Regions from separate parts of the Homo sapiens genome. Here region 2 is linked to region 1. Evidence: chromatin loops called from intact Hi-C (ENCODE). Cell type or tissue: mammary epithelial cell. All regions are shown on one strand. Each heading gives the region's core, and the rest is flanking DNA. Links, peaks and the distances in the headings are about the cores only.

What was found. Peaks named below come from ENCODE experiments on the same cell type or tissue, not always from the same donor. Only the 100,000 strongest peaks of a DNase experiment are listed, where the experiment ranks them.
Region 2: it touches region 1 in a loop (12-fold over the local background); 2 of 110 quality-filtered maps call a loop at or near these places.

Annotation. Positions count from the first base shown.
Region 1 is chr3:65,140,200-65,156,343 of GRCh38, forward strand. No RefSeq gene overlaps it. Among named protein-coding and RNA genes, the nearest start is that of LINC02040, 27 kb to the right of the region's middle. RefSeq lists enhancers at 6,068-6,827, 13,531-14,304. In mammary epithelial cell, for the core only: no CTCF peak of the experiment used is centred there; DNase peaks (open chromatin) are centred at 4,952 and 6,182; H3K27ac peaks cover 3,610 bases.
Region 2 is chr3:64,968,162-64,984,305 of GRCh38, forward strand. All of the region lies in intron 4 of ADAMTS9-AS2 (ADAMTS9 antisense RNA 2), which reads left to right. It overlaps LOC105377124 (a long non-coding RNA gene), which reads right to left and starts at 8,087. Exons shown (of 3, transcript XR_007095948.1): 1 at 7,942-8,087. In mammary epithelial cell, for the core only: no CTCF peak of the experiment used is centred there; DNase peaks (open chromatin) are centred at 7,190, 9,340 and 9,800; H3K27ac peaks cover 4,373 bases.

The DNA.
Region 1 (16,144 bases), core at 3,178-11,177:
AGAGGGTATTAATCATGTGCTGATTACTACCTGTTTGTTTGTGGAGAGGGAGGAAGGGGTGAGGGATAAGGAGAAATAAAACTTCTGCTCTCAAGGAAACATCTCTCAGAATGTCATCATCATCGTCAAATATTGAATTGTGACAGTTACGCCATGGCTGATTCATTTCCTACTCGTGTGTGCTCTCGCACATGGTCTTGCCCTCTTGCCATCAGGTAAGGCCATGTGACTAGTTCTGACCAGTGGGCTGTGAGTGGCTGTGACATCTGTCCCTTGCTATCTGAAGCACTTAAGAGATGGGGGGCGAATAATGATCCCCCTTCTCCCAAGCTCTCTCTTGCTTTCCTTAAAGCACTGCAGTAAAGTGGCTTTAATGCATGTCACAAGTTTGAGGTGACCTAGATCACTGGTAAGTCAGTGAATGGGTAGTAGTTGCCCTGGGGAGTCACCTGGCTCACAGCAGATTTTGTGTTGATGAGAAATAAACTTTTGTGGTATTGAGCACCTGTATTTTGGGAAGATTTGTTAGTGCAGCATGGCCTATCCAAACCAATACGTATCTCAAAGACAGGTTCCCCTACTATCCACATCTCTAAATGAGAAAACTCACACATGGAGTGTAAAGCCGTTTGTACAGGTAGAAACAGAAGGATTCTCCTGTTTCCATTATCAACTCTGCCCTCCTGAATGGATTGATGTCTTTATCACTCAGGTGGGTTAACTGTCTCAGGATTGGGCTCCTGATAAAAGAATCAACCTGATTTTCTTTCTCTGTCTGGTGTGCTGATTTGTCCTTCCATCTTCCACCATGAGATGACCCAGATGCCAGCACTGTGCTCTTGGACTTCCCAGCATCCAGAACTGTGAGCCAAATAAAGTTCTATTATTTATAAATTACTCAGTCTGTGGTATTCTGTCATGGCAGCAGAAAATGAACAAAGACAACCTGTAAACAAACTAATTAGTAAAAGAAAAATTATTGTCATTAATATGGAGACTGAAGTTACTATGGAGCTAATAGCAGCCTACTGATACATTCATTCATTCTTTTTACATTCATTCATTCTTTTTACATATATTATTAAGTGTTCATCACATGCTGAGCACTGGTAGCCACAGTAGGTTTGGCAGTGAAAACACAGGCATAATCTCTACATTCAAGAAACTTATAGTCTAGTGGAGAAAAAAGAAGGTCATCAGATAATGATATGAATGAGCATATAATTGAAGAGATGGAGTCTTGCTCTGTTGCCCAGGCTGGAGTGCAGTGGCATGCTCTTGGCTCACTGCAACCTCCACCTCCTGGGTTCAAGCGATTCTTCTGCCTCAGCCTCCCGAGTAGCTAGGATTACAGGTGCACACCACCACGCCCGGCTAACTTTTGTATTTGTAGTAGCGACGGGGTGTCACCATATTGGCCAGGCTGATCTCGAACCCCTGACCTCGTGATCCGTCTGCCTCAGCCCCCCAAAGTGCTGAGATTATAGGCGTGAGCCACCGCACCCGGCCACTTAACTTTTAGGAAGTTCACTTAGAGGACGGGAGAGTACCCTTTGCCACTCCTTGCTCTTTACTGCTGGTTAGAATGTAGATGTAAAGGCTGGAGGTAAGCCGCCATCCTAGACCATGACATATATGGGAAAGAAAAACACATGTGACAAGATAAGTAAGATAGAAGAAATCTTGTTCTCTTATGCCATAGACCATGCCATCCCTGGGTCGACTGCCTCTAGCTTCTTAAATGTATGAAAGAAATTCACTTCTATCTTCTTTAACCCTCTGCTATTTGGGGATTTTTCTGTTATTCCCATGGAAATGTAATCTAATCCAGTGCTGAATATTAAACACTCATTAAGCTCCTCTGTGAAGTTATTGTACATTTTTAGAAAATTGGCATATTCATAATTGGAAGATAAATTTTCCCTTCAGAATTCTAAGAAGGAGCAAAGCTAGTATATACCATAAGCAATTTTTTTAATTGTAATTTTGAAGTTCTGGGGTACATGTGCAGGATATGCAGGTTTGTTACACAGGTAAATGGGTGCCATGGTGGTTTGCTGCACCTATCAATGCACCACCTAGGTATTGAGCCCAGCATGCATTAGCTGTTTTTCCTAATGCTCTCCCTCCCTCCACCCCAACTGCCAACAGGCCCCAGTGTGTGTTGTTCCCCTCCCTGTGTCTGTGTGTTCTCACTACTCAGCTCCCATTTATGAGTTCAACCATTGTGGAAGACAGTGTAGCAATTCCTCTGAGATCTAGAACCAGAAATACCATTTGACCCAGCAATCCCATTACTGGGTGTATATACCCAAAGGAACATAAATCATTCTATTACAGAGATGCATGTATGCATATGTTCACTGCAGCACTATTGACAATAGCAAACTATTTAGAAGAACAGCTGCATCATGAGTTGAGATGTCCACTTAAAAGAGAATCACTTACAAAACACATTCCTCAAATCACTGCATACTACTAAACAAAGCAGTTTCTTGAAAAGCCAACTTATAATAATAGAAGCAAGTAATCACCTTCCAACAACCTGAGCAAGTCTGCTCACAGCATGATAGCTAGCTATTGTTTACAATGGTGGCATCTTCTTTTGTTTCTGTCTTCCTAATACCAGATAAATTTTATAAAAGTCAGGATTCCATCTCTGTGTATAATTTGGGACACAGCTAATCTGGAGACAAGAATGGATGCAGTCCTAATTTCATCTTTACTTGCCTGATTACCTCCTGTGTTTTCCTATTTGATAAACCTCACACAGGAAAAAGAACAGCACAAGACCTGAGTCAATAAGCCCAGGAGCCCTACTGGAAGACTACGGCACAGAGGACAGAAGGAAGGACACACACTGCCACTCATTGCAAGACCACGGAGTAAGAGATATTTAGAAGAATTACTGCCAGACTTTCTCGATATCAGTGGTAGGGTGTATTTGAGCTTTCAAGCCTGTGGACACTGGGAAGGTGAGCAGCTTTGATCCACATCTAACTCCCTAACTTCTGAGGAGGTACCCGTGTTAAGCTGCTCATCTGAGGTTAAACTTTACTTCCATGCTTCCAAAGCAAACCTAAGTCTGAGAAAGGTGAAAATGAGTGTGGGCTAAACAAATAAGCAAAACCTTTTAAAGGCCTCACTGGTCTTTGGCTTAATTCTGCATCCCTCAAGAGAAAGTTAGGAAGGGCAGAAAAGAGCCAAGGGAACACAGAATCTAATTCTGCTTTGGCAACAGAGGAAACGATTGGGACTCCGAGAAGAGGTGAGTCCACCTCGTCCACATAGCTGGTGACTGCAGAGCTGGACCCAGAAAGGGGCATTCAGCTGCTCAGCCTCCTCTCCAGCATCATGCTACATGGGGGTGCCACCACCCCTGCCACTTCCTTCCTACCGGTAGTACCCATCATAAAATACCAGCATATCCTTGGGAGTCTTAAAAACAATGGGTATACGATGTCATGCTGAATTCTGCCACCACCTTCCCATCTTCTCCTGAACTTTCAAGAAGGGCTGTGCCCTGAGACCTGCTGTGGGGACAAGAGATATGGGAGAAAGAGCCATAGGCATTACTGGCAGGCTCAGCCTGTGGAGGAAATGGCTTTGTGCTGGCCGCAGCCTCCATTCATCACTCACTTAGCAAGGCCTGCCAGAAAAAGAGGCAAGACCAGTCTACTGCCGTTGTTATCCCCATTTCACAGATGGGAAAACCAAGGAATGGAGGGACTAAAACACCCTCATGATTCAAATCCAGCCCTCCTGATTTCCAATGTGGTACTCTTTCCATTATACTACTCTTCTTCCAGAAAATCTCAATGTAAAATTACCCAAGATTTCTGCATTCTCAGAATGCAAGAAAGTTCCATTCCTAACAGAAAAAAACAGGCTCCTATTGTGGGTTGAATTGCATACGCCACTCCCCCAAAAAGGACATCCTAACCCTCATGTAATGGGATTGGTGCCCTTATAAAAGAGGCTTGAGGGAGTCTGTTTGTCCCTTCCAACAGGTGAGGACACAACAAGGCGCCATCTTGAAAGGAAAATGCAAACCTTCACCACACACTGAACCTGCTGGCGCCTTGATCTTGGACCTCCCGGGCTCCAGAACTATGAGAATAAATTCCTATTGTTTATAAATGACCTAGCTGGTGGTAATTTGTGATGCCAGCCCAAACAGACTGAGGCACTGGTAGAGAGATAAAAGCACCCATATGGGGTCTCTTGGCCTCAGGCTGTAACTCCAACTCCCTGTGTAACCTTGGGCAAGTTACTTCCTTTCTCTTTGTCTCCATTTTAACAACAATGAAGTAGTAGCTCCCTTGTAGTCTGAAATGAAGATTACATGAAATAGTGCATATTAAAACATGTAGCACAGATAGCACATAATAAGGACTCAAAAATTTTATAACTATTACTAATTTTTCAGGGCAAAGTTAAACACAAGAGAGAAAAAGGGAAAAGTTTACAAACTTAATAGAAGCCTCAATAATCAACTTTTTCCTGTTCCTGATTATACCTAGTCCAATAAGATAGCTATTAGATACATGTGAGTATTTAAATTCAAATTAATGAAATAAAATGAAATAAAAACTTTTCAGGCACACTAGCCAAATTTTAATAGCCACATGTGGCTACTAGCTATGAATAGAACATTTCCAGGATTGCAGAAAGTTCTATTGGATGGCAATGTTGCCACACTTGCTGCTTGAAGGCCTTAGGTAGAGACTTTCCAGACATGGGAGCCAAGATGCCAAGGGGATGTTATTTTCCTTTCAGCTTATAAAGGATTTCCAATGCTGCATCAGTAAGTAGACATCTTAAAAAATCCCTTTATCAGGAGTAAACATAAAAGTCAGTTCTTATCACAACTTCAAATAGAATGCATAACTACCAAGAATTTTTCATCTACAGTCAGAGATGCAATAAGCCACAAAATGGAGTGTGTATTAATCATGGCAATACCAGTGTATGAATAACTTCTTTAGTAATATCCACAAAAATGCAAAGGGCTTTGAGTTTTAGGAACAAGAATTGGTACAAACACATATAAACCAAGCCCCACATTTACTGTGAATAAAAAGAGACCATTCTGGTGTAACATATTGGCCACACAAACACATTTTTAAGTTTCAGAACCTGGGCTGAATTAAAAACCACATGGAAGATTATAGCTAAAATAGGGAAAAATACAATAGTAAGTGATAGAACAGAAATCAAAGTGACAATGTAGTTTACAAGTTTCCAGTTAGATGTCATCTAAAATGTTTTGTTCACTGTAATTGGCCTATCAAGAAGACATTATGCAAGGAACAGCTCAAGAAACAGCCCACGATGTCTCTCATTTTGATACAATTTCTGGAGGGGGAAAGAATATAATCAAGTCATTTCTGTTCCAATCAAAAGGGGGAAGTCATGGTTCAAGAAAAAGAAAATCAAAATAGAGAAATAAAGTTTATGTTCTACTAATCAGAGATGAGATTCAGAAGGATGACTTGACTTTTAGAAGAGAGTTCAAAAAACCCATTTAACTCCAGGCATAAGAGGGCAATAAACTCATGATGCTAATAAGCAGAATTGTAGATAAATGGAGTTTAGGTCCCCCTAAGCCTTTTATGGCAAGAGAAAGGCCTGACCAAGAAACAAGAGTGATAAGACATAGATGACATTGGAAGTAAACCCGAAAGGGTCAGCATGGACAGCCTTATCTTGCACAGCCCACCACTAAATGAGTTTCTAAGAACAGGCAGTGGAGATCAGCTGTGGGTATCTGTCACAGTCCTCCTATCAAGATTTCCTCTACTCCAGGAAATGATCACATCCCTTCCATCATTTGTACATCAACTAGACTCTCTAGATCATCTTCTTTCTGTCTCATAAATGTCTGTCTGGGAGGTGGGCGGGTCTGGAGAACAGGCCCCAGCAAATTTCTGACACCACCCTCTATAGAGTTCTCTCCCTAAAAAGGAAAAGAAGAACAAGAAAAAAGAATAATGAAAGAGAACCCTTCTTAAAGAGGAGGAGCTCTCTCATTACAAATCCACCATTGCCTCTCCGACAGCTCAAAGAGAAACTGCAGTGATTTCCACATCACAGAAACTCAACGTTAAGTCTCCACATTCCTTTCCTATTACACCTGCCTGCCACCTGCAGAGATGTACTCATCTCATTTCCTGAGAGGGTTTCTGCACATGGCAAGGTGGCCTCAAGTTAAAGGAATGATGCAGGTCAGGAGACACACAGTACAACTCTTTGAAATGTTTATGAAATCAGATCCTGAACTTGTCCTCCCACCATTATGTTGCATGACAGCTATCATACGCCTGCAATTTGCATTGCTGAGAAACAAACAAGAAACTACATGATTTGTTGCTGGACACCTCCCTGTCTATATAGAAAGGGTTTGTTTTTCCACCCGCATGAGAGGTTCCAGCCTGTTCCATCAGCTAGAAAACATATGCTTTAAGATGACATATGTGTATTGCAAGATAATGACCAAGATAATTACTAAATTCAATAATGTAGTTTAAGTTAATAAAAAGCTGAAGTATTAGAAAGTGACACCAAGGATATTAAAACTTGGTAGAAATTCTAAGAACATTGAATAGCCCAATAGCCAATCAGAGCAACAGAGGTTGCTGGTTTTAATGGCATATTAGTGATAAGGTCAGAAGTAGTCTAGCTTAAAAGAGATCCCAGTTTAAAACCATCCTGAGCCCTATCTCAGAACTTCAGAAGCCACCTCAGCAGGTTCTCAACCCCACCCCAATTCTATTCCTTCTATTTTGCCAAGGTCTCCACAGCCTGATGGCTTCCTGATCCCCAAAAGAGGATATCCAAATGAAAAGACCAGGGGATTATGTTTAACTATTCTCAGCCCCTATCTGCCTACATGTTGTAAAAAGCAGTACATACATCTGTTCAGCTATTATCCACATGAAGGACACAATCCGTGGATAGATTCAAGGAAAAGAACAATTCACTAGCAATACTAACAAACTAATCCAAGTAACAGCAAAAATCACTGTGTGCTTCCTAGGTACTACCTGGCACTATTCTAATGCAATTTATGTATAGCTTAGCTTCTCCTTGTGACAACACTACAAAGTAGGCACTACTGTTATTAACTTCGTTTCACACATAAAGAAACAAAGGCATGGAGAGATTGAGTAATTTGCCTAAGTTCACATACCCAGGCAGAAAGTTTCCAGAGATTGTGTTCCTGACCACTAACTCTGCAGCTTGCTAAGGGACATAAATGTGACTGCATCTTTTTCTGAGGAATACCCTAAATACCTTAAATTTAAGAGTAGCCTACATACCCTAAATACAACTCAACAAAGTGCAAAGAGACTGACAGTAGCACAAGAGTGAGAACTTTAAATTCACACAAATATATATGTTTTAAAAGAAGGTTACCTTCAGACATTGGTAAAGAGAGGGTCACTACTATCTGATGGCTTGACACAGCACTTATACCTGTATATCCTTGCTCTGTGGTCAAGTTCAGTGGAAGGTATAGAACAGAAGTCACCAGTGAAAGCCCATTGGCAGGTCTTGAATACATGTTCTATTCTGCCCATATGGTATTTTAAAGTTTTTTAAAACTTTGCTGCCAAAATGTAAAAGTTGAAATTTTTCACATAAATATTCAGATTTTAGACTTTTCTAAAAGGAACAGGTTTGTCCACACTGCACACGTCCTCCCTTATGCAACACTTAGAGCTGAAATGTAGGTCTGTCCTTTAGATGGGGCATGTGCTGTAGTTTGTCATACTCACCACTACTCCCTATTGTCATATATATGACAGCTTCTCTTATGCATGTTTCCTACTAGGTTCCCATAAAGCATTGAAACATATGAGTCTGATTTAGAGGAAAGGAGAAGTCATAGAGAAAGGATTCTGAAAAGGCAAGATAAAGGGATTTTGGTTCTAGCTAGGAGACTGGTAACATCACCTCACTCCCCATATATTCATTCTTTAAATGGGAGGCCAGGCTAGATACTGTCTAAGGTTGCCTAAGTTTAAACTCAAATAGGGGATTGAAGCAGTACATGGAATGTCCCAGCAGTGAGAAGTGAGTCTGTCACTCTTGCAGAGGCCACCTAGGACAGGCTCTCCCTGTGCATTGCCTGACCAAGAGAACTGACTTGGCTCAGTTACACGGAACACCCTCCTTACTGCTAGGGATTGAGAGGCAGTTCACTATGTTGGTTCTCAGTGTTGTATTAATATTTAGGGTACTTCTCAGATAAGAGATAATAACCCTTCACGCTACAGTATTCTAAGCTTCTCAGTTTCATCATGGTATCCATAGATGAATAACTTTTTGCTTTTTATGCATGCATACATGCACAAATTTATTAATCCATTCAATAAATTAAATGAAGCTCTAGGCACTGTGCCAGTCACTATGATATAAATCTGCAGGTTGAAACAGCAGGTAAGTGGGGAACTAATGCGTACAATCCCAGATAGCTTTCAGTGTGGGCAGGTGCCATCCAATCTACTGGGTGCCTGGAGAGAACAAAAACAGAGAAAAGGCAAATGTGTCGATCTGTCTGCTGGCCAGGGATATAGTCCTCCTCTTCCGTCCCTGGATAACAACTTCAGGCTCCCCAGCCTTTGGACTCCAGGACTTACACCAGCAGCCCACTGGGTTCTCAGGCCTCTGGCCTTGGCTGAGAGTTACACCATCAGCTTCCCTAGTTCTAAGGCCTTTGGACTTAGACTGAGCCAATCTGCTACCATTCCAGGGTCTCCAGCTTGCAGATGACCTGTCATGGAATATCTCAGCCTCTATAATTGCATGAGCCAATTCACCTAATAAATCCACACTCATCTATGTATATTTCTTTCCCTACCTATCTCCCTGCCTCTCTACCTACTTATCTCCCTACCTGTCTACCTACTTATCTCCCTACCTCTCTACCTACTTATCTCCCTACCTCTCTACCTACTTATCTCCCTACCTCTCTACTTATATCCCCATCTCCCCATCTCTCTCTCTCTCTATATATATATATATAGTTATAGATATAGATATAGATATAGATATATATAGATATCTATATCTATATCTATATCTATATCTATAACTATCTATCTATATATATATATCCTATTGGCTCTGTCTTTCTGGGGAACCCTGACTAATACAGAGACATACCTCCCCAGTGCTCAGCCCCATTCCACACATAGAAAGTGCTCACCTCCATCCCGCTTCAAAGGGCCCCTTCAAATCTATAGTAGCTTGGTAACAATGCGGGAAGGTACACGTACCTTCCTCCATGTCCTCAGATGAGGGTAGAAAAAGGCCTTGTGGCTTGGGCCCACGTGTTGTTCGTGCGAGATAGTCATTGCTAAGAGTAATTAGAGAACCCTGGTGTGAAAATTGGATTGTCAATTGGGCGGAGCTCTTGCAGAGTTCATGCTTATTTTCTAAATTTGTATAAGTGTATTGATAAATTCTCGACCCAGTGCTTCTTCTCAGGGCACTTCACCAGGCACCTTCTAAGCAGAGCCTAGTCACCTCGAATCCCTTCTTCCCAGAGCGACAGGCTTTAGTTTCCTTTCTTTGTGCTTCTCTGCCACCTCTCCCAACACACACACACAGACTACCGTTCTACTATCCACCACCCCCTAATCCTGTTTTCTTTTTTGGCCTACTAGAAACCTTCAGTGCCTCATTTAAAACAGAATCCAAATGTGTCAAGCAAAAATTTGGTTGTCACTTCCTTGAGGACAGGGAAGACTTGATCTTTAAAATAGAATTCTTTCATTTCTACCTCTTGCCAGTGAGAGGAAGTATTTACTTGGCATATCAGGAAGGTACCTCATTCCCAGATGGGCTAAGTCAACTCCTCCAAAGCAGCAACAACAAAAGACCTTCCATATTAAAATAGGTTAATCTTTTACCTATGATTGCATTTGTACTATGTCACTTTACCCTCTGGTTAGCAGATTGAATTAGGAGAAGATGTTACTTTTTTAAAGTTCTTTACTTTGCGGCCCAGTGAAAACTTCAATAGAGACCAACAAAACTTCCTTTTAGATTGGCCTGAGTTCACAGGCCAAGAAACAAAGGGGTGTTACATTTTAAATGTTATGTCTCCCCAAAATATGTTAAAAGGGCTCTACTATCATGAATGGGATTAGTGTTCTTATAAAAGAAACTCCAGAGAGTCACCTTGCCCCTTCCACCACGTGAGGACACAGCAAGAAGGAACTATCTAGAAACCAGAAAGCCGGCATGAGACACCAAATCTGCAAGTGTCTTGATCTTGGACGTTCTAGTCTCCAGAACTATGAAAAATAAATTTCCATTGGTTATAAGCCACCCAGTTGATGGTATGTTGTTATAGCAACCTGAATGAAAAAAAGACAAGAGGTAAAGTGATACCTTTAATTCAGAAACATCTGAATCCCAGTTCAGATCTCAATATAGACGCTCGACAGTTGGGTGTCCTTGGGTAAGTTACTTAACTTCTAACAGGCTCCAATTTCTAGTGTAGAGATGAGAACGATAAAGTCTCCCTGTTCTGCATTGCCCTAGATGATACACCAGAGCTCGTGTATGGACAAGCACCCAGCACAGTGTCTGGCACAGAGAAGGGGGCACATAAATAATATTAATGCCTTAGCATGGAAGAGACAACAATTGAGAAGGAGAGAAGGCTCTCACATGCTGCACGAATTGTTTAACAGAACATCCAGAGCACAACCAACACTTCAACAGTTGGCACAAACTATGTTTAAAAATAATAAGGAAAATAAGACAAAAGAAATATACTGAACAATTCAGTGGTTAAACAACACTGATTCATTGAGCCAATCTACACAGAGTAACTGTATCAGATGAGGACTAAGCACTGGCAGTAATAATGGGGAAAACAATTCAACTAGTTTTTCTTATCATGGAGCTACAGAGGAGACATAGGTAAATAAACCAGTAACAATACCAACTTGTGGTAAATGCTCAGGAAAAGAGAAGATATTTTGAGAGCAAGTGTCTATCAGAGCCCCTGTTGGGAAAAAAAGTTTTCCCAGAGGTAGAGCCATCTCAGCTGAGATCTGCAACTCAAGGAGGAACCAGCAAGATGGAGAAGGTGGTAACAGGAGACACAGAGGTCTAGTGGTAAAAGCAAGTGAGCCCTTTCAGTGGACTAAAAGAAGTCAGAGAAGACATTAACTGCAAAAGGGGAATGGGCAAGGGTTATAACTATGCCGGGTCAGACCCAGGCAAGGAAATTTGCTCCCAAAGGCAGTGGAAAGCTATCAGGGAGACTTCAGCAGAAGACTGGCTTGTCTTTGGATAATGAGACTATGGATTTTTTTTTCTTAATTTCTGATTTTTAAAAATCTCTATAATGAGCAAGTACTATTTATATAATTTTTAAATTGTGTAAACCATTCATCTTAATAAGAAATAAATACAATACACTATTTATCAAATAGGTCCTTTTGGGAAAGAAGGTCACGGATTTAAATATCCTTAGAATTATCGAGAAAGCAAACCCACCATTTAAAAAGGGAAAAGGGCAACATAATGCCTTTGGCTCATTGTATCAATAGGGCCTGAGGATCTATAAGGAGGCTTAGCCCAGCTCATGTGCAGACCAGGCTCTGACTCCTTCAACATAACGTTCTCAGAGATTAGTATCTTGATGACGTCAGCGAAGCAAGCTGAAAGGAAGGTTAGAGACCTCTTCAGTGGTTTTCAAACATTTTTTAAAAAGGGACTTTTTTTTCTTTTTCAAGTGCAATCTTAAACATAAAATAGGTAAAAGATTACTTGCAGGTTGAACAGGGAGGGAAATGTGGTAAAGAGCCGGAATTGGGATGACTTGATCTCTATTTCCTAAGGTGAATTCCTCCCAGAAATGCGAGGGTGCCTCAGAAGAGTTTAAACTTTACCAACATAGGTTCAACATCAAAGAAACTGCAATCCACAGAGGGGAAGCCAGTGGCTGTGGCACTGGAAAGGATTTGCACAAGGTCACGGGTTAGTGCAGAGCAAGGATGAGAACTCATGTACCTGTCCTGCATTCATTCTGGCTTCCTCCACCCCCCAAAAATGGGCAAAAACGAAAACAAACAAACAAAAACACAACTGCCTAAAATTAGGGTATTCAAGTCAAAAAAATGGAATGACAGCCAGAGCAGGTCATGTCTTTGTGGAAACCCCCGCCTCACCTCCCAGGACCGTGTCACATCTACAGGAGGTCACACTCCAGTCAGCCTGCCAAGGATCTCCAAGGTAGTTCTGTATATTAGTTTGGATTCCAACTTCTAGAGCCAAAACAACAACGAAAGGAGGACTTATTGGCTCATATAATAGGGAAGGCTAAAGTCAGTTCCTCGAAATAACTCTCTCACCTTTCCTTGGCTCCTCTCTCCTCTGGATTTCTTAATTTTGATGGTGGGTTCTCTCCATTTGGTGCCAAAAGTGGCCACTTACAATTCTGAATAGAAAAGTTTCTTAAAATCTCAGTCTGAAGACAAGTGGAACTCTTGTCTGATAATTCCAGCAAAACTCCTCGGAAAGCTCTTGATGGGCCTAATTTAATACAGGTGCCCATCCCTGAACCAAATCACTGCAATCAGGGAAAATTGATCCTGAATTGGCTTGGCCTGAGTCTTGAACGCACCCCTGGACCCTCAAAATAGAATTATCCCCATCTAGGGCTTAGGGTAGTGAGGAGGGTGGGAGTGGGAAATGGGTGGTTCTCCAAGGAAAGGAGATGGGATGCTTGGCCAACAAATACTAGACATATCCTTGATATTTCAGGCCTATAATAGGTCATTTCCTAATTGGTGAAAGCGGGATTATTTGTGTAAAGGGCATCCTCAGAGATGCACATGACACTGCTTTTCTGCTGTGAATAGCCAGAAATTGCTTACAATCCTAATTGAATCAGACCCCAGCAAAACTCGATTGTGCCACTAGAGCTGAAGTGAAATGAAATCAGCTGAATTAAAAGATTTCTATTTTACTTGCAGTTAGATGGGTCCCAAACCACTCCTAATAATGTAAATCCTGAGCCTGATACTGGCATTTAGTCTTTGTCTTTACTACAGGTAACTATAAGAAGAAAGAAATTTGGGAGGCTGAGGCAGGCGGATCACAAGGTCAGGAGATCGAGACCATCCTGGCTAACATGGTGAAACCCCATCTCTACTAAACAAAATACAAAAAATTAGCCGGGCGTGGTGGCATGTGCCTGTAGTCCCAACTACTCGGGAGGCTGAGGCAGGAGAATGGCGTGAACCCGGGAGGCGGAGCTTGCAGTGAGCCGAGATCACGCCACTGCACTCCAGCCTGGGCGACAGAGCGAGACTCCGTCTCAAAAAAAAGAAGAAAGAGCATTTGGGTGCTTATTATTAGATTTATTATGTACACCTTTAGGAAAAATAAAAGCATTCAAAAGTTCCACACATTATTATGATCCAAACATGGTATGAATCTTTTTAGCACCCAATTTTAAGGATTTTCTACAAAGACCGCAGTGGAAACTATTGTGTACAGATCATTATAATATAATTAATGGCAAATTTTTTAAGGAATATGATATTTTCAGAGCACAGAAAAACACTTAGCATCTGCTTTTGCCTTCCCTGCACCACAGGCATGGGGAATAAGGTCACATGCATATTTCAGAGCTATAGACATTTCATGTTTTCTAATTCTTGGGTTTCCAAAATAGCTCTCAAGTTTCTTCAAAGGTTTAGTTCACAAAACAGAGCTAAAATGTAATGAGAAAAGGCTGAAAGAAAACCTCTAACCCAGGGACATCAGGTGGCGTTTGAGAAGCATTTTAATGACAAAGCTGAAATCCGCATCTGTTAGCACCTTTCATAACGCCCCCTGGACAATGCACTGAATCCATTTAACTCTTGGCATCTGAGAACAAGGGATTCTCCGGGTCCAGCAACTGTTCAATGCACCCAACATAAGCCATGGAATGGCTCAGAGGGGGTAAAAACAAAACAAAATAAGCCAAAATGAAACTTCTCTCTGCTTGTCCTGCCCTGAAGGGAAAGATAACTTAATCCACGCTGGTTAAATCACAAGTGAACCATGGGTAAGGGCCCCGGGTCAATCCAGGACAAGAGAATGACATCTGTTAATGTTTGGGGATGGGATTGTTCCCTGGGCACTTTTAGAAACAATGCCAGCTCTGAAATGCTGCTGGTCACTTTTTCCCTTCAGATGTAAACCTCATTCTTCGAACTTTAATAGCAACCAAATCTCATGCACCACAGTTAACATGGCAACATATCCATTTCGTGCCTTTGCCTTGGAGAATCTTTTTTTTTTTTTTTAAGTGCAAAAGTTTCTCTACCAAGATAAGATAGAACAGATTGAAAAGTACATATGGTAAGTTAATTCAGGTATTGGATGGCCTGAGGCTTAACATTACATCTTCTCAAACCTGGTCAGTTTGGCAAATCTTCATTCTCAATTGGCTTACTGCTATACAGAGAAATCCCGGTAATCCTGAAGGACGTAAATAGTTTTCTTTTAACCATAATAAAACATCTATGAGTACCTCTGTAGGGAAAATAAACCGAGAGAATATTGTAGAACACTGCGGTTTAGACATTTCCCCGACTCCTCTAGTTTTGCTTTCAGCTCACATTTTTTTCTTTCTTAAGTTTTTTCCTCTGTTTAATTGACATATAATAATTATACAAATTTATGGGATACATAGTGTTTCAATTCATATAATGTGTAGTGATCATAACAGGGTAATTAGCATATCCATCATCTTTAATATTTATCATTTCTTTGTGTTAGGAACATTCAATATCCTCCTTCCAGCTATTTGAAACTATATATTATTGTTAACTCTAGTCATCCTACAGTGCTATAGAACACTAGAACTAATTCCTCCTAGCTAGCTGTCATTTTGCCACTTTAGCAAATGGCTCCCTTTCCCTCCCTTCCCCCTACCCTTCCCAGCCTCCAGTATTCTCTGTTCTACTTTTTGCTTCTATGAGATCAGCTTTTCTTAGCTTCCACCTATGACCAGCAGCTGACATTTTTTGAGGGCCTAATACATACCAGACATTCAGAATACAAAGATGAGCAAAAGCTCACCCACAGGTGGGAGACAAACACATCAAGAAACAGTGACAATCCATGTAACTATTGAAAACAGAGAATCAGAAGAAAGGGAAGCTAACTTAGCCAGGCTAAGGAGGCATAATTAGGAAAGGTTCATGGAGTGGGTATCCTTTGACCTTTGTGAATTAAACGAGAATTCACCAGGTGGAAAGTGGTGTTAAGTGGAGGGGCCAGAAAAAAGAGTGGGGAGTACATTATCAACTGAAGAAGACAAATGAACATTATCTCAAACCCTAACTCTAATTGATTGGGAGTGCCTTCTCAAAGTGTGGCAATGACAAAGTCTACGAAGCTATGTGGCAGGCATTACCCAAGTGCCACCATCATCCAACCCATCCTTCACTAAGTCCAACTCACCCCTGAGCTCAATTCTGGGCTCTGTGGACAGTTCTTTTGCCTTAGGGTAGCTTCCTGTTTCCACCACGTGCAACTCTCTGCTCTTCTGGCTAAGGATTTTCTGATTCCTTGGAAACCCAAGGGCAAGGCAGCCTGCAAGTACTAAGGATTTAATGCTTCCAGAGGAAAACTTTATCCAGTGAAGAAATGGGAATCACTGGGAAAATAAGCAAGCGTCCCCTTCCTTCATGGGCATTGTTCTCAGGTGCATCCTATACAAGGATCGCAGGATCCCCAGTGGGATTGAACCCATTTGTCTATAGCAGTAACTCATTCATCAACATATTGACTTCTGTCTTCCCTGTCTCATTTTCCTCACTCATTTAAACTTCCGGGAATCACCTTTCAAACACTACGCATTAGATATCTATTGCAATGTAACAAATTATCTTCAAATTTAGCAGCTTAAAACAATATACATTTATAACCTCTTGTAGTTTCTATAGGTCAGGAAATTAGGAGAAGCTTGGCTGAGAGGCTCTGGTTCTAGGACCCTCATGAGGTTGCCATCAGTTAAAGGCATGATTAGGGCTGACAGATCTACTTCCAAGATGGTTCACTCAGGTGACTGGTAAGTTGGTATTGGCTGTTAGCAGTTGGCCTTACCATGTGAGTT
Region 2 (16,144 bases), core at 5,475-13,474, 170 kb before region 1:
ATTGGAGTTTGTTTGTGATGAGTGATTCACCTTTCACTACTTTCAAGACATTCTCTTTCTCTTTGACTTTCACATATTTTACTATTATGTGTCTGAGTGTGGTCTATTTGTATTTATTCAACTTGGAATTTGTTGAGTTTCTTGGATAAGCAATTTTTTTTCATCAAATGTGGGAAGTTTTCAGTTATTATTTTTTTGAGTTTTTCTACCTTCTCTCTGTGCTTTTCTTCTGGTACTTCTATTACTTGTATGTTGATGTATTTAATTGTGTCCCACATTTCTCTGATGCCATGTTCATTTTCTTTATTATTTTTTTCCGTTTTTTTTTTATGTTGGGTAATCTTTATTATATTCAATTTGCAGATTCTTTCTTCTGCCAGCTAAAATCTACTTCTGAGCCCATCTAGTGTTTTTTAAATTTTGTTATACTTAACTCCAGAATTTTTATTTTGCTCTTTAAAAAATATATATAAGTTCTGTCTCTTTATTGATATTCTTTATTGGGTAAGACATTGTCCTCATTCCTTCCTTTAATCCTTTAAACATGTTCTCCTATAGTTCTTTGAACATATTTATAGTGGCTGCTTTGAAGTTTTAAATATCTAAGTTTATTTAAACAATTACTTTTGACTGCTTTTTTTCTTTTAACATGAGTCACATTTTTCTCCTTCATTAAATGTCTTATACATTTTTTGTTGACAATTGGACATATTAGATAATATATTGTAGCAACTCTGGATATTGATTCTAGTTCCTGTCCATCCCCTACCCCTCTGCACCTAAGGGGTTGATATTGCTGCTGTTTTCCATGTCATTGATTTATTTGTTTAATGATTTAGTTAACTAACCCTATGAAGTATTTTTCCCTCTAGTGTGCAGCCTTTGATGTCCTTCCTCATGTTATTTACTTTTTTTAAAACTTTTTGCTGAGTGATTTAGGATCATTCATGAATTGGCATGTAAGCCACTTATTGATCAAAAGTTACCCCCTTGGCAATTAAATTTTTTCCCTTTACCACTAGACGTATAAGTAACTTGGAGGCTGCTCTGACAGGTGAAGAAGTTTACACTTTTGCTCCCTGTCTACCCAGGAACTAGTCGCTTTTTATCCCCCCCGCCGCCCACCCCCCCAATTCACTCCTAGGATGGTGCAGCTTTGAGCATACACACAATCTTCCAGATTGTTAGGGATACATGTGGTTTTATTTTTAAGCATAGCTCTTAGGAGTTGCTTCAGGTTTAGAGTAGGTTACTGTTCAGCCAGTGTTTAGTTGGAGGTTATCTTTAATCCATAGTGCCAGTGCCAGCTTGCATTTTTTTTGTGATGGATCTGTGTGCAGCATGGGAAAGTTTTCAGATTTGCTTCATTTCCTGTTCTGATGCTCCCAAGTAGGTACAACCAATCACTCATGTACAGCCTTTCCAACCCCCAAGGCTGACTGTGCTCCCAGGAGGACTCTTCTTGGTTGTTTCTTCCCATGATCCAGTCTAGTAAACCTCTAATTGCTCTGTTGTTGTGCTTGTATTATGGAGCTATGAGCACCCTCTTAATTTCTCTCTACCAAGATTTCCCTTGTTTTTGACAACACTCTAGAAATGAAATTCTCCATGCTGTGCTCCAAATGAAGTCAGTCTCCTCAGGCAGAGCTACAGCAACCTGCTTTTCCCCCTCGGCTAAAGCTCTATGCCACTGCCGAAGAGCTCAGGGTGGGAAGAGAAGCCTACTGCTAGAGTGACGAAACTACTCTATGAGCAGACATTAGGAAATGATAGTGGCCCGTGGTTTTTCTAGATTGACCCTTCTAATATGGGACTCTTGTCCTACCAGCAAGCTGATCAAGAATGATTGGAGTGCAAAATTCTTGGCCTGCCACGTCTGAACTATAACTGCTGTCCTTAAAGTGGGGGCTAGGTGGAAGGAGCACTAGTCCTCTCTGAATAGAGCTTCTGCAACATGGGGCTTGTAGGGGAGGATAGAAAACGTTAGCAGTCCACTCCTTCCCAGATGATTCCATAAGATGGACCTGGCAGAGAAGTGTCATGTCTCAAATGTCACAGACTATCACTGTTCTTATTGAGATTTAGTAAATATACTTGAGTGTATATTTCTCCAATTATTGTAGGACAATTTCCAGAAGCTTTAAATGATTTTTTAAACCGTAATTTTCTTTAAGTAAATGGTTGCTTTATGGGGGAGAAAGTCTGCTGGTCTCCCCCTTCCATCATGCCAGAAGTTGGTTTTCTGTCCTATCTTTTAAATGTCATCTATGAGCTCATGATGCGCATGTGCCTGCCTCTAACCTAGCCTTTCACCTGGACACCAGACTTCCATATCCAGCAGACAACTTGTCATCAAGTAGTTTTGGTTTTTTTTCCTCATAAATGTTCTCTTCAGGCCTTCTTTATCTCAGTAAATGAAACCGCCATCTACCCAGTTCATCAACTCAGAGCCTGAGCATCAGCCTTAATACCTCCCTCTTGTCAACCACATGTAATCCATTAGAAAGTTTCATTGGGTCTGTCTCTCAAATATGCCTAGAAACTGCTCATTTCTCTCCAGTTCCATGACTACTGACTCTGAATCATTCCCCTTCACTTGATCTATTAAAATAGCCTTTTAATGGGCTGTCTGCTTTCACTCTCACTGCCCCTCCAATCTGTGCCTCACACTACCCTCCGAGTGATCACTGTATGTATATTTCCCCTAGACATATGCTTTAACCCTGGCTTCAGCCCTGTAGGAACTGGCTGCTCTTTACCTCTCCTTCCAATCTCATCTGAAGGCCCTCCCTTGACCTGTGTATTATAGTCACATGGTCCTCTTTGCTAGCGTGCTTTCCTTTGCGTGGAACAGTCTCCTCCTTCTCCCTTTGCATGCTGGCATTCCTCCTCTTCTCTTCTTGTTTTAGCTTAAATGTCACCCCCTCTAAGATGCTTTCTAGGTGGCTTCTCCTTTGTTGTTCTCTGTTGTTTCAGCCCATTCATTTCCTTTACAATTCTTGACATGGTTTGTAATTATTATTTGTTTAATGATTTATTCTCTGCTGTTCCTACTAGATGGTAAACTCCAGGACAGCAAGAACCTCATAGTTGTTTTGTTAAGAACCCTGAAATAAACACTTACAAATAGTAAGAGCTCCCACTTACCAAGCAGTAAGTATTTTCAAGAAATGTTCTAAAATATATATGAATATATATGTATATGCATACACATATTTACACAAAAATATGCATACACATATACACATGTGTATACATTTATATACATATACACTCATGTGCACATTCATGCAAAAGCACACACTCATTTAATCTTCACAACAATCCTATGAGGTAGATACTTTTATTATCTTCATTTTACAGCTGATTAAACTAGAGCACTGGGAGGATGGGTGACCCGGCCCAGCATCACTCAGTGAGCGAGCTGCTAACCCAGGTTGCTCCAGGGTCTATGCTTGTAAGCATTTCAGCTGCTTCTCAGTGCAGTGACAGGAACAAAGTGGGTACTCAGTTAATATTTGTAGAATAAATAAACAAAGGGTAAAACAAAATGGAGATGTTATCATCCCTAAGAACAGTGCTGTTCAGCAGAGCTTTCTGAGATGATGGAAATGTTCTACATCTGTGCTGTCCTATACAGCAGTCACTAGACACACATGGCTACTGAGCACTTGGGATGCAGCTAGTATGACTCAGAAAATGAATTTTTTGTTTTGTTTAGTTTTAATTATTTAAATTGCCATATTGTGGCTACTGACAACTATAGTAGATAGTGCAATCTAAGATTTTTGAGATGGTATCACTGTAAATGCCTTGAGGTTGACAGTCTTGATAAATCGAACTCCAAAGACTGATCACAGAATTCTCCTCTGCATTTTTTTCCCTAGTGTCCTCTCCCCCCTAGTTCTTCAAACATCCTTTATCCTCCCACTTTACTTCGTTCCAGCTGATTGAACCAAGCCTCCTTTCTCACATGTGGCACTAAAGCCATTTTCCCTACTCTTTCAACAGTGCCCTGAACAGTCCCTACAGAAGCAGTGAAGTAGTCAACAAACATCTCATGTCTACTTGGGATGGAGCACTGGCTCAGGTCCTGGGGAGGAGTGGAGGGGGACACAAAGACAAGTAAGACAAGGTACCTGTCTAACGGTGAAGTGGGGGAGTTAGACTTATACACTAACTCATAGTAAGGGCTCGGTCAAAAGGATGGTGTTGGGGGAGGGTGGGTGTCCAGGTCTGTAGACTCAGAATTCAAAACTGGGGTTCTGGAGTGCCCGCTTTGCAGAAATTGCTGTAAAATGTCACCAATTTTACTCACACTTGGACTAAAAGAATAAATGAAGTCATGGCTTACTTTAAAAACTGAGCTTATGACAGACACGAGACAGTCTTACTGACATCTAGAAAGAGACAACTGGCCTGGATAGAGGGAGCTTATATTTTTTACTCTAATGGCAATACTACTTTTTACAGAAAAAGAATCAAAGAAATAGTAAATAAAAATCAGACTGACTCGAATATTTAAAAAGAAGAAAAAAAGTAGTGCACGTTAATCCTCCAATTCAGGGGCAATTACTATTCATATTCTCAACCATATGTAATAACTGGGGTAGTGAAAATGCATTTCTTTCCTCCCACCATTTGCATACTTGGAATCTCACTTACATTGCATGTAGGTTAGAGAAAAAAGATGCTGCTTTGTTTGGATTTTGCTTTTGCTGTGGAATCCATTAGACAGCAATGTGCTTTGTATGTCAAAGAGTAGAAAGGCTCCATTTCCTCTTTTCAAAATGTTTTTAGCAGAAGTCAACCACTGTATTTATTCCATGAAGTTCTCCATTTGATTACTCAGTGTGTGCTAGCCACAGAAAAGCAGTGATTTTTTTTTTTTTTTTAACCACAAAGGACTTTCAATCTTAGGATGAGTCTTATAGCATCATACTTTGAAAGTGAAATTTTTAGGCAGTTATCTAAATGTCACTCTATAAGAAGCATTTAAACGCATAGCAACACCCAGCTGATGTCTAGGAACTTCATTTTTCATACAGATATATTATCAGTGCACTGGTGGAGTGACTGCGTCTTTGATTTCCCCAAACTTCCTCAAGTTTACTCTTTTCAAAAAAAGTAGCTCCTTATGTGCAAAATCAAATGAGATTTCATTTTGATGCCTCTCTAAGACTTTTCTTATAAATTACACCACAGATTAGAAGGAAAAAGAAAACCCAAACAGCAAAGAACTAGATCAACTCTTCCAGTCTACTCTAGACTGAAGAAAATAGCTCCTAAGACATAAACTCCCTGCTTGTGTGTTAACACCACACTTTCCCAAAGTGTGTTCCTAAGAACACTAGCACCATGGGTTGTAACACAAAGAAAGCATTCCGTGGTGAATTCCATGAGGAATTGGAATCTTTTTTAAGAGGCAATGGAATCTTTTAAGACTCCATTTTTTAAGAGAGGAAATGGAATCTTTTTTAAGAGACAGGGTCTTGGTCTGTCACCCGGGCTGGAGTGCAGTGGCATAATCATAGCTCACTGCAGGCTCAGACTCCTGGGTTCAAGTGATCCTCCCACCTAAGCCCCCTGAGTAGCTAAGAACTACAGGTGTATGCCACCACACCTGGCTAATTTTTAAATTTTTTTGTAGACCTGTGATCTCACTATGTTGCCTCGGCTGCTCTGAAACTCCTGGCCTCAAGTGATCCCCCCTGCCTTGGCCTCCACAGTGCTGGAACTATAGGTATGAGCCATTGCACCCAGCCAGGAAATACAATTTTCGAAAGACTAAACAAGTTTCTAAAATCATGGCACAATTAAGTAGCAAAATTAGAATACAGAGTGGGCTTGTTGGAAAGCGTCAACTATTAATCACCATGCCATACTTTTGAGGAGCAGACCCCACACTTGTAACCAGGCCCTTCAATTTATCATTCCTGCAAGTCAAGACTTCACCTGTGAACCAGCTGCCCTCTGCCAGCCCAACTTCGTGGATGTGCAATCTCTACAGTTGCACAGGGTCCCGTGTTTAGTTTAGTACTTTGCTTTTGCTATCTTTAAATACTTAATAATTTTTAAACAAGAGATTCCATATTTTTATTTTGCACTGAGCTTCACAAATTACAAAGTCAGCGCTATCCACAGTACCCAAGCTATAATTAATACAAAGCTTTAAAAGCTGCATGGAGTTTAGCTGAAATTGCTGCCCAGTCCGAAGCTAATTTTGGAAGATGCTGTTCGGTCTTAGGTTATGAAAAACGGTTCTGCCCTTTTACAACTCCAGCAGGAAGAGCTAAGCTCCCAATATTCCGTCCATTAATGTCCCTGGTGAGAGTCTTCAAAACTCACGAGCAACAATGCAAGAATTTCCCAGCCTTCAACGTGTGACCCACTTCTACATTATTGACTCCAATAAACTGACCAATTAAATGTTTTTGTGGTCACAGAACTTGTAATTATGTGGTTAAAGATGTTTCAGATATATCACATTCTTTCACACTGTGGCAGAAACTATTGGTTAAATAACTCAGCCATGTCTATCTTCCTTGTCCAATCTGCACAAAAGAGACTGGAAAAAAGCTGGACACTTGCTTCTTTCCCATCCTCCTTTGCAGGTAAGCATCGCTGTGTGACTTAGTTCTGGCCAATGAGATGGGAAGGCAGTCTTCTGGGATGCAAAAAGCTTTTTTCTTTGTTAATAAAAAGGAGAATGCCTCTATAGGAAAAGATCTTTTTCAATACCACTCTGTTGCCCATTTCCTACCTTGATGTTGTTTGGAGCTACGGCACCCATCTTGAGATAATAAGGTAAAACACATCACTAGGAAAAACCAACAGCTGAATTTAGAGTAGACAGGATGGAAGGGACCTGGTGATATTGTGGAGCAATGAACGAATGCTGTCGACTGCCTAGTTAACCTATTACTTGTTTAAATCTCTGATAGGCTATATTTTTAAAATTTTGCAACCAGGGTTATTCTTAGTCTAAGCATGCAACTTTGAAAAATGTGATCCCTTTGACAAGATAACAAGCCTTCCATTACCTGCTGCAGGTGACCCAGTTTGCTGGCTGTTGTGGGTAGCTCAGAACAGGACCCTAAGGCACCTTGGCCCTCCCTCTGCTTTAAAACTCAACACCAAACTGTATTCATTCTTGTGGTACTGCCTGTGTCTTAACATGCATCCCAACATCTGGCACAGAGCCTGGCACTGGCAACCTCTTAGGAAATTTGTTAAATGAACTGATAGTGTAGCATTCTGTCACTTTCCTCAGCGATAAAATTCTCATTCTTCAAAAAATTTTCCTTTTGCAACTGAATTTAAAAATGAAATACCTACCACCTACCACTTCAAGCTTTGCTAGGTGACGGCTTACTAAAAAAAAAAAAAAAAAAAAAGGAAAAATACTCTTGTATGATGACTGAGGAATACTGAGTGGAAAACTGATTGGTTTCTACAAGGCATCATTGGTCCTTGCCAGTGGCCAGTAGGATGTGGTTGGTGTGGTGTGGTGTGGAGTGAAAGAGAAGTCAAAAGCAAAGGCTATGGTGCCAAAATACTTGGGTTCAACTCCCCGCTCTGTCACTTACTTACTGGGCGCCTTTAGCAAGTTTTCTCTCCTCTCTGAGCCTTGGTTTCCTTATTCTAAAACGGGGAGCGTATCTAAGAAAGATTGTAGGAGGATTAAATGCATGAGAGAATGAAAACCTGTAAAGTGCTTACCACAAGCATGATACTTGGTAAGTATTCAATAGACTTTAGTTATTGCTTTTTATCTCAAGTGCTACCTGGGACTTACCTCTCAAAAATTTTCAGACCATTGAACACATCTAATATCTATCTTAAAGAAGGCATACAATAAATATTTAATAAAAATTAAATTAAAAAAACTGGTAGGTAACCATGGATCATCTCTAGAGATGATCATCGTATCAGACCTACATAGTATGTTAGAGCTTGGGGTCTGGAGTCCGACGGCCCGAATCTTCCTCACAGTCCAGCTTTCAGTGAACCTCACAGTGCCTCAGTATCCTTAATTGAAAAACAGGAATAATAATAGTACCTTCCCTATAAGGGCTTTAGAGAAGTGAGTGGGTTCTGCCTAGTATCTGACACAACAAGTAGTCCATAAAGGTTAGCTCTTTTTAATCCATCCCACAGGAAGCTCTGATGTGCTATGCTGGGTAGAAAAGTATATCTTACAAAAATATCCCTGTTTTGCTCTCTGAAACCCTGTTGAAACCTTTTGACATTCAGCTACATGTTAAGCCCTGGGCAACCTTGGAGTTCTTCCGCCATCTGTGTAACTGTGAATCTTAACGTGCTAAGTATACAACATACACACATCACCTCTCATTTAATAAAGCAAATTGTTCCACACAAGGGTAGCAGAGCTCTCGTTTGCAAGCTCAGATCTAATTAGCTCTCTCAATACAATTTGCAAGTTGCATCCAGGCAGATCACTGGGGAGCACTTGCTCTGGTGAGCTAAGAGGAACTGTAGGCCCATTCTGTAGTTTGCCGCAGATACTGCATATGGTAGCAAAATTGTGTCTATTTCTTCCCCTGTGAAATCCTAAAAGCAGCTCTTCCCAGCTGGCTGCAGCTACAGACATCTTCCTTCCTTCCACTGTTAGAAGAGGATTGTGGGGGTTTAGTAACAAACTTTTATGTATACTGGTAAGGCGAAAAGGAGCAGGTGCAAAAGAACATCTTACACAAGGGGTGAAAGAGTCAACAGGCAGAACCAACCCTCACTGAGGTTCCTGTGGCAAAGACAGAGAAATTAAAGGGAGGTCAAATGAATACCATTTGTGGGCAAGAGGCAGATCTCTTGCAGGTAGATGACAATGGTATGTGAAGGAACTGTATTCTAGGACAACTAAGCATAAAGAAATAGTGGGAAGCAGAATCCCAACTCAGAGGGAGAGGATGAAAGAACATTTATTACATTTCCCTACCCAGTGTTCATGCTGTCCCTGTTTTGGTAGAGAAACCTTGCTGCCCTTTGAGGAATCTTCTAGGTTATGTGTTTAAGGTGTTGCAGAAACTGTTCCCTGGACTGGTGGGGGTGGGAGGGACAAATGACCCAGGTCCAGCCAGAGGGAATTTTTTCAGCTTTTGCTGAAGTAATTTAGAAAGTCACTTTCATTCTCTGTGGAAGCTTAAGCTGGCAGGATATGCCCCCAGGGCTGCTGGGGACATCCCAAAAGGAATCTGCTTGAGAATGAAACCAATGCAGAGGAAGGAGTGAAGAGGTGAAGAGAGGCAGGTCGGTTGGATCATTGTTCGGGAATCTGTATCCAGCCAGCCATGCATCCCCTGGACTTTTCCGTCACAAGGCTGGTAAATTCCCTTTTTGCCAAACCCAGTTGGAGTTAGTTTCTGTCACTTCTGACTCATCAGTGAGGTAAAGGGGAAGACATACCTATTTATAGTATGTGGCACTTTTTCCTCAACCACCAAGTCTTTAATAGGATCTCTATCTTGGTCTACAGTGACCATATTTTCCCAACCACTTCCCTATAGAATTAGGATATCTGCCCAAACAGAATTTTACTAATAGAAGGGTAGAACAGAATGTTCGAAAATCAGAACTATTCTGAAAATCCGGGACATGTGAAGGAAACACACGTCCTGAGAGTCATAATCACACAGTCTCGTTACCTGAGTGAACTCCTGAGGCATGCATTTCAAACTCACATTTCTGCATTTGGTAATTGGGCTAAAAATATCTTGCTCATACTGTCTGGCTAAAGAATGAAACACATTGCTCAAGGAGCCCTTGCCCCACCTCTAAGCGAGCTAGTCAATGTTTGGACCCTGCAAAGAGTCCCAGGTGGAGAATTCAGCCCTCCTGCCATCTTGGCCACTTAGGAGTGACTCAGCTCAGTAACTTGGTTCCTCAGCATCTCAGTAGCTACTTGACCCTGTAGAGGTGACATGCTATGCCTTAGAAAGGTACTCGTAGGAAGCAGTGCCAAGCCACATTTGTCTTCAGAGATGATCTATCTTCAGTTCTTAAGAGTAGGCAATTGGCAAGGGGAGCATAATACTTTAGCTTCTGGTATAACTGATGGAATCATTATTATTATTACTATTATTATTATTATTATTATTATTATTATTATTATTTTGGAGATGGAGTCTCGCTCAGTTGCCCAGGCTGGAGTGTAGAGGCACAATCTCGGCTCACTGCAACCTCTGCCTCCTAGGTTCAAGTGATTCTACAGCCTCAGCCTACCAAGTAGCTGGGATTACAGGTGCCCACTACCACACCTGGCTAATTTTTGTATTTTCAGTAGAGACAGGGTTTCACCATTTGGCCAGGCTGGTCTTGAACTCCTAACCTCAGGTGATCGGCCTGCCTCAGCCCCTCAAAGTGCTGGGATTACAGGCGTAAGCCACCATACCTGGCCATTATCTTGCTTTTGTGATCAACAGGACGATTGCTGGATTAAGCACTTACTGTGTACGAGGCACCATGTTAAACATTTTACATTTACCAGTTAAATATTCATAAAACCCCATGACATAGGATCTACTAATGTCTCCAATTTACACATGAGAAAACCAAGACTCAGAGTAGCTGAGCAAAATTTACACATTAGCAAATATTGGAGCCAGAGTTATATTCTAGAGTCATCCCCTCTTCCTCCCATAGACCATGTTCTTAATGCTTACTATTATATATTCAGACTCTTAAAAGAACTTTGCTATTCTTACTTTGGACCATACGATTTTTAAAAATTTTCCCTGCTTTGGGGTTGCAACCCTAGTCTCTGATAAAACAGACTTTAAACCAACAAAGATCAAAAGAGACAAAAAAGGTCATTACATAATGGTAAAGGGATCAACTCAACAAGAAGAGCTAACTATCCTAAATATATATGCACCCAATACAGGAGCACCCAGATTCATAAAGCAAGTCCTGAGGGACCTACAAAGAGACTTAGACTCCCACACAATAATAATGGGAGACTTTAACACCCCACTGTCAACATTAGACAGATCAGCGAGACAGAAAGTTAACAAGGATACTCAGGAATTGAACTCAGCTCTGCACCAAGCGGACCTAATAGACATCTACAGAACTCTCCACCCCAAATCAACAGAATATACATTTTTTTCAGCACCACACCACACCTATTCCAAAACTGACAACACAGTTGGAAGTAAAGCACTCCTCAGCAAATGTAAAAGAACAGAAATTATAACAAACTGTCTCTCAGACCACAGTGCAATCAAACTAGAACTCAGGATTAAGAAACTCACTCAAAACCGCTCAACTACATGGAAACTGAACAACCTGCTCCTGAATAACTACGGGTACATAACGAAATGAAGGCAGAAATAAAGATGTTCTTTGAAACCAACAAGAACAAAGACACAACATACCAGAATCTCTGGGACGCATTCAAAGCAGTGTGTAGAGGGAAATTTATAGCACTAAAAGCCCACAAGAGAAAGCAGGAAAGATCCAAAATTGACACCCTGACATCACAATTAAAAGAACTAGAAAAGCAAGAGCAAACACATTCAAAAGCTAGCAGAAGGCAAGAAATCACTAAAATCAGAGCAGAGCTGAAGGAAATAGAGACACAAAAAACCCTTCAAAACATTAACGAATCCAGGAGCTGGTTTTTTGAAAGGATCAACAAAACTGATAGACTGCTAGCAAGACTAATAAAGAAGAAAAGAGAGAAGAATCAAATAGACACAAAAAAAATGATAAAGGGGATATCACCACAGATCCCACAGAAATACAAAGTACCATCAGAGAATACTACAAACACCTCTACGCAAATAAACTAGAAAATCTAGAAGAAATGGATAAATTCCTCGACACATACACTCTCCCAAGACTAAACCAGGAAGAAGTTGAGTCTCTGAATAGACCAATAACAGGCTCTGAAATTGTGGCAATAATCAATAGCTTACCAACCAAAAAGAGTCCAGGACCAGATGGATTCACAGCCGAATTCTACCAGAGGTACAAGGAGGAACTGGTACCATTCCTTCTGAAACTATTCCAATTAATAGAAAAAGAGGGAATCCTCCCTAACTCATTTTATGAGGCCAGCATCATCCTGATACCAAAGCCTGGCAGAGACACAACCAAAAAAGAGAATTTTAGACCAATATCCTTGATGAACATTGATGCAAAAATCCTCAATAAAATACTGGCAAACGGAATCCAGCAGCACATCAAAAAGCTTATCCACCATGATCAAGTGGGCTTCATCCCTGGGATGCAAGGCTGGTTCAATATATGCAAATCAATAAATGTAATCCAGCATATAAACAGAACCAAAGACAAAAACCACATGATTATCTCAATAGATGCAGAAAAGGCCTTTGACAAAATTCAACAGCCCTTCATGCTAAAAACTCTCAATAAATTAGGTATTGATGGGACGTATCTCAAAATAATAAGAGCTATATATGACAAACCCACAGCCAATATCATACTGAATGGGCAAAAACTGGAAGCATTCCCTTTGTAAACTGGTACAAGACAGGGATGCCCTCTCTCACCACTCCTATTCAACATAGTGTTGGAAGTTCTGGCCAGGGCAATTAGGCAGGAAAAGGAAATAAAGGGTATTCAATTAGGAAAAGAGGAAGTCAAATTGTCCCTGTTTGCAGATGACATGATTGTATATCTAGAAAACCCCATCGTCTCAGGCCAAAATCTCCTTAAGCTGATAAGCAACTTCAGCAAAGTCTCAGGATACAAAATCAATGTGCAAAAATCACAAGCATTTTTATACACCAATAACAGACAAACAGAGAGCCAAATCATGAGTGAACTCCCATTCACAATTGCTTCAAAGAGAATAAAATACCTAGGAATCCAACTTACAAGGGATGTGAAGGACCTCTTCAAGGAGAACTACAAACCACTGCTCAACGAAATAAAAGAGGATACAAACAAATGGAAGAATGTTCCATGTTCATGGGTAGGAAGAATCAATATCATGAAAATGGCCATACTGCCCAAGGTAATTTATAGATTCAATGCCATCCCCATCAAGCTACCAATGACTTTCTTCACAGAATTGGAAAAAACTACTTTAAAGTTCATATGGAACCAAAAAAGAGCCAGCAATGCCAAGTCAATCCTAAACCAAAAGAACACAGCTGGAGGCATCACACTACCTGACTTCAAACTATACTACAAGGCTACAGTAACCAAAACAGCATGGTATTGGTACCAAAACAGAGATATAGATCAATGGAACAGAACAGAGCCCTCAGAAATAACGCTGCATATCTACTACTATCTGATCTTTGACAAACCTGACAAAAACAAGAAATGGGGAAAGGATTCCCTATTTAATAAATGGTGCTGGGAAAACTGGCTAGCCATATGTAGAAAGCTGAAACTGGATCCCTTCCTCACATCTTACACAAAAATTAATTCAAGATGGATTAAAGACTTAAATGTTAGACTTAAAACCATCAAAACCCTAGAAGAAAACCTAGGCAACACCATTCAGGACATAGGCATGGGCAAGGACTTCATGTCTAAAACACCAAAAGCAATGGCAACAAAAGCCAAAACAGACAAATGGGATCTAAATAACTAAAGAGCTTCTGCACAGCAAAAGAAACTACCATCAGAGTGAACAGGCAACCTACAGAATGGGAGAAAATTTTTGCAACCTACTCATCTGACAAAGCGCTAATATCCAGAATCTACAATGAACTCTAACAAATTTACAAGAAAAAAACAAACAACCCCATCAAAAAGTGGGCAAAGGACATGAACAGACACTTCTCAAAAGAAGACATTTGTGCAGCCAAAAAACACATGAAAAAATGCTCACCATCACTGGCCATCAGAGAAATGCAAATCAAAACCACAATGAGATACCATCTCACACCAGTTAGAATGGCGATCATTAAAAAGTCAGGAAACAACAGGTGCTGGAGAGGATGTGGAGAAATAGGAACACTTTTACACTGTTGGTGGGACTGTAAACTAGTTCAAACATTGTGGAAGTCAGTGTGGCGATTCCTCAGGGATCTAGAACTGGAAATACCATTTGACCCAGCCATCCCATTACTGGGTATATACCCAAAGGATTATAAATCAGGCTGCTATAAAGACACATGCACACGTATGTTTACTGTGGCACTATTCACAATAGCAAAGACTTGGAACCAACCCAAATGTCCAACAATGATAGACTGGATTAAGAAAATGTGGCACATATACACCATGGAATACTATGCAGCCATAAAAAATGATGAGTTCATGTCCTTTGTAGGGACATGGATGAAATTGGAAATCATCATTCTCAGTAAACTATCGCAAGGACAAAAAACCAAACACCGCATGTTCTCACTCATAGGTGGGAATTGAACAATGAGATCACATGGACACAGGAAGGGGAACATCACACTATGGGGACTGTTGTGGGGTGGGGGGAGGGGGGAGGGATCGCATTAGGAGATATACCTAATGCTAAATGACAAGTTAATGGGTGCAGCACACCAGCACGGCACATGTATACATATGTAACTAACCTGCACATTGTGCACATGTACCCTAAAATTTAAAGTATAATAATAAAATTTAAAAAAATTAAAAAATAAAAAAAATTTTGATATTTAAAAAATAAAAAGATAAAAAATAAATAAATAAAAATTTTCCCTGCTTTTCCTGAGCTGTAGAATTTTTATTTTTATCACTTGAGAACTTTTAATAATAAATTTTGGAAGTAACTGATTAGGCCCAAGCATAGGAGGAGGACACAACAGTAATATTTACTTAGTGCCTTCCCTGTGCCTGGGACTGTGCTGGACTTTGGGAATACAGCAGAAAACAAGGTCTCTGGCCTCATAAGCAGCACAGATAGAGAAGCAATCACAAACGCAGGCCAATTGTGTTCTAGGGGAAACTGAGGATTAGAAAGTCAGATGCTTTCATTCTGGTATCTGCTTGCTGTAAAGCCAGTTGGTGACAGACACTTGGCAGAATTGTTTGCCCTTTGGGACCTCCATTTTCTAATCAACGAGGGTAAGCTAGATGATCTCCAAACCCCCCTCCAGCACTGCCAGTTGTTGAGTCTCAGACTCTCTTCCTGGGTTCTTCAAGAGTAAGCTATGTAAGTAAACACATGCTAGAGTATAGCTGTCAAATATAGTGAATATCAGAAAAACCTGGGAGCCTGTTAAAAACAAAAACCTCCAGACCCATAACCAGAGAGCTGGATCCAGAAGCTCTGGGATGGGGCCAAAAATCTGCATTTTTAATAAGTCTCGCAAGAGATTCCGATGCACCAATTCTGGTTTGAAACCCTAGTATTCAAAGCAATGGCAGCACAAGGGACCTTATCAGAAATGGAGAGCTGGGGCCCTGTCCCAGATCCACTGAATCAGAATCTACATTTTACTTTCTTTCTGTATGGATGCTAAGTTGATAATGTATGTGCCCAGGGATGCTGGGGACACTCTATGGGAACGATGCTTATGTACACTGAAATGTCCTTAGAAAGGGTCCAACCTGGTTAATCTCAATACCATGATCAACACTGATACCAAAGAAACCACACTACCCCTTATCTATTAGTCATTAGTTTAGCTTTTCTGATGGGAGGCTTTCCGAACCAGGAGAAATGTACAACTGCTCCTCTTGAAAGCATGGTCTGGAACAGTGTTTTTCAAATTACATTTGGCAGAGCCTTAGGCTTCAGTCTTACAGGGCCACCTGGGGATAGGGATTGTGTGACGCAGCCTGGACTGAGCTGGCCTCCAGGCTACAAACTCTATTTCAAACAGAACTGCTCCTCTTTGATCAGTTTTAGAAATTGGGATTACAGTTTGATTCCCTTTGAAAAGAGAGTTTCGCTGCTTTAATATTTTTCTCAATCAGCATGGTGCTCCACAGGCTCCATCAATGCCATTGGTACCTTTCCCATACAAGCCAAGAGATGGGCTTAGGGAATGAACCTGATTCCCTTTTCCTCTGTGCTTCCCTTGGGGACAGAGATGTGACCTTCAAAATGTCAAAACCCACTCCTGTTCCCAGGAGGACTGTTAAGTTACTCTCCCTATTCTATTTTAATGTTCAATGACCAAGGCAGATGCTAATGTGGAAAATTCTCAATTTGTCTCATTTACCATTCCTATGTTTG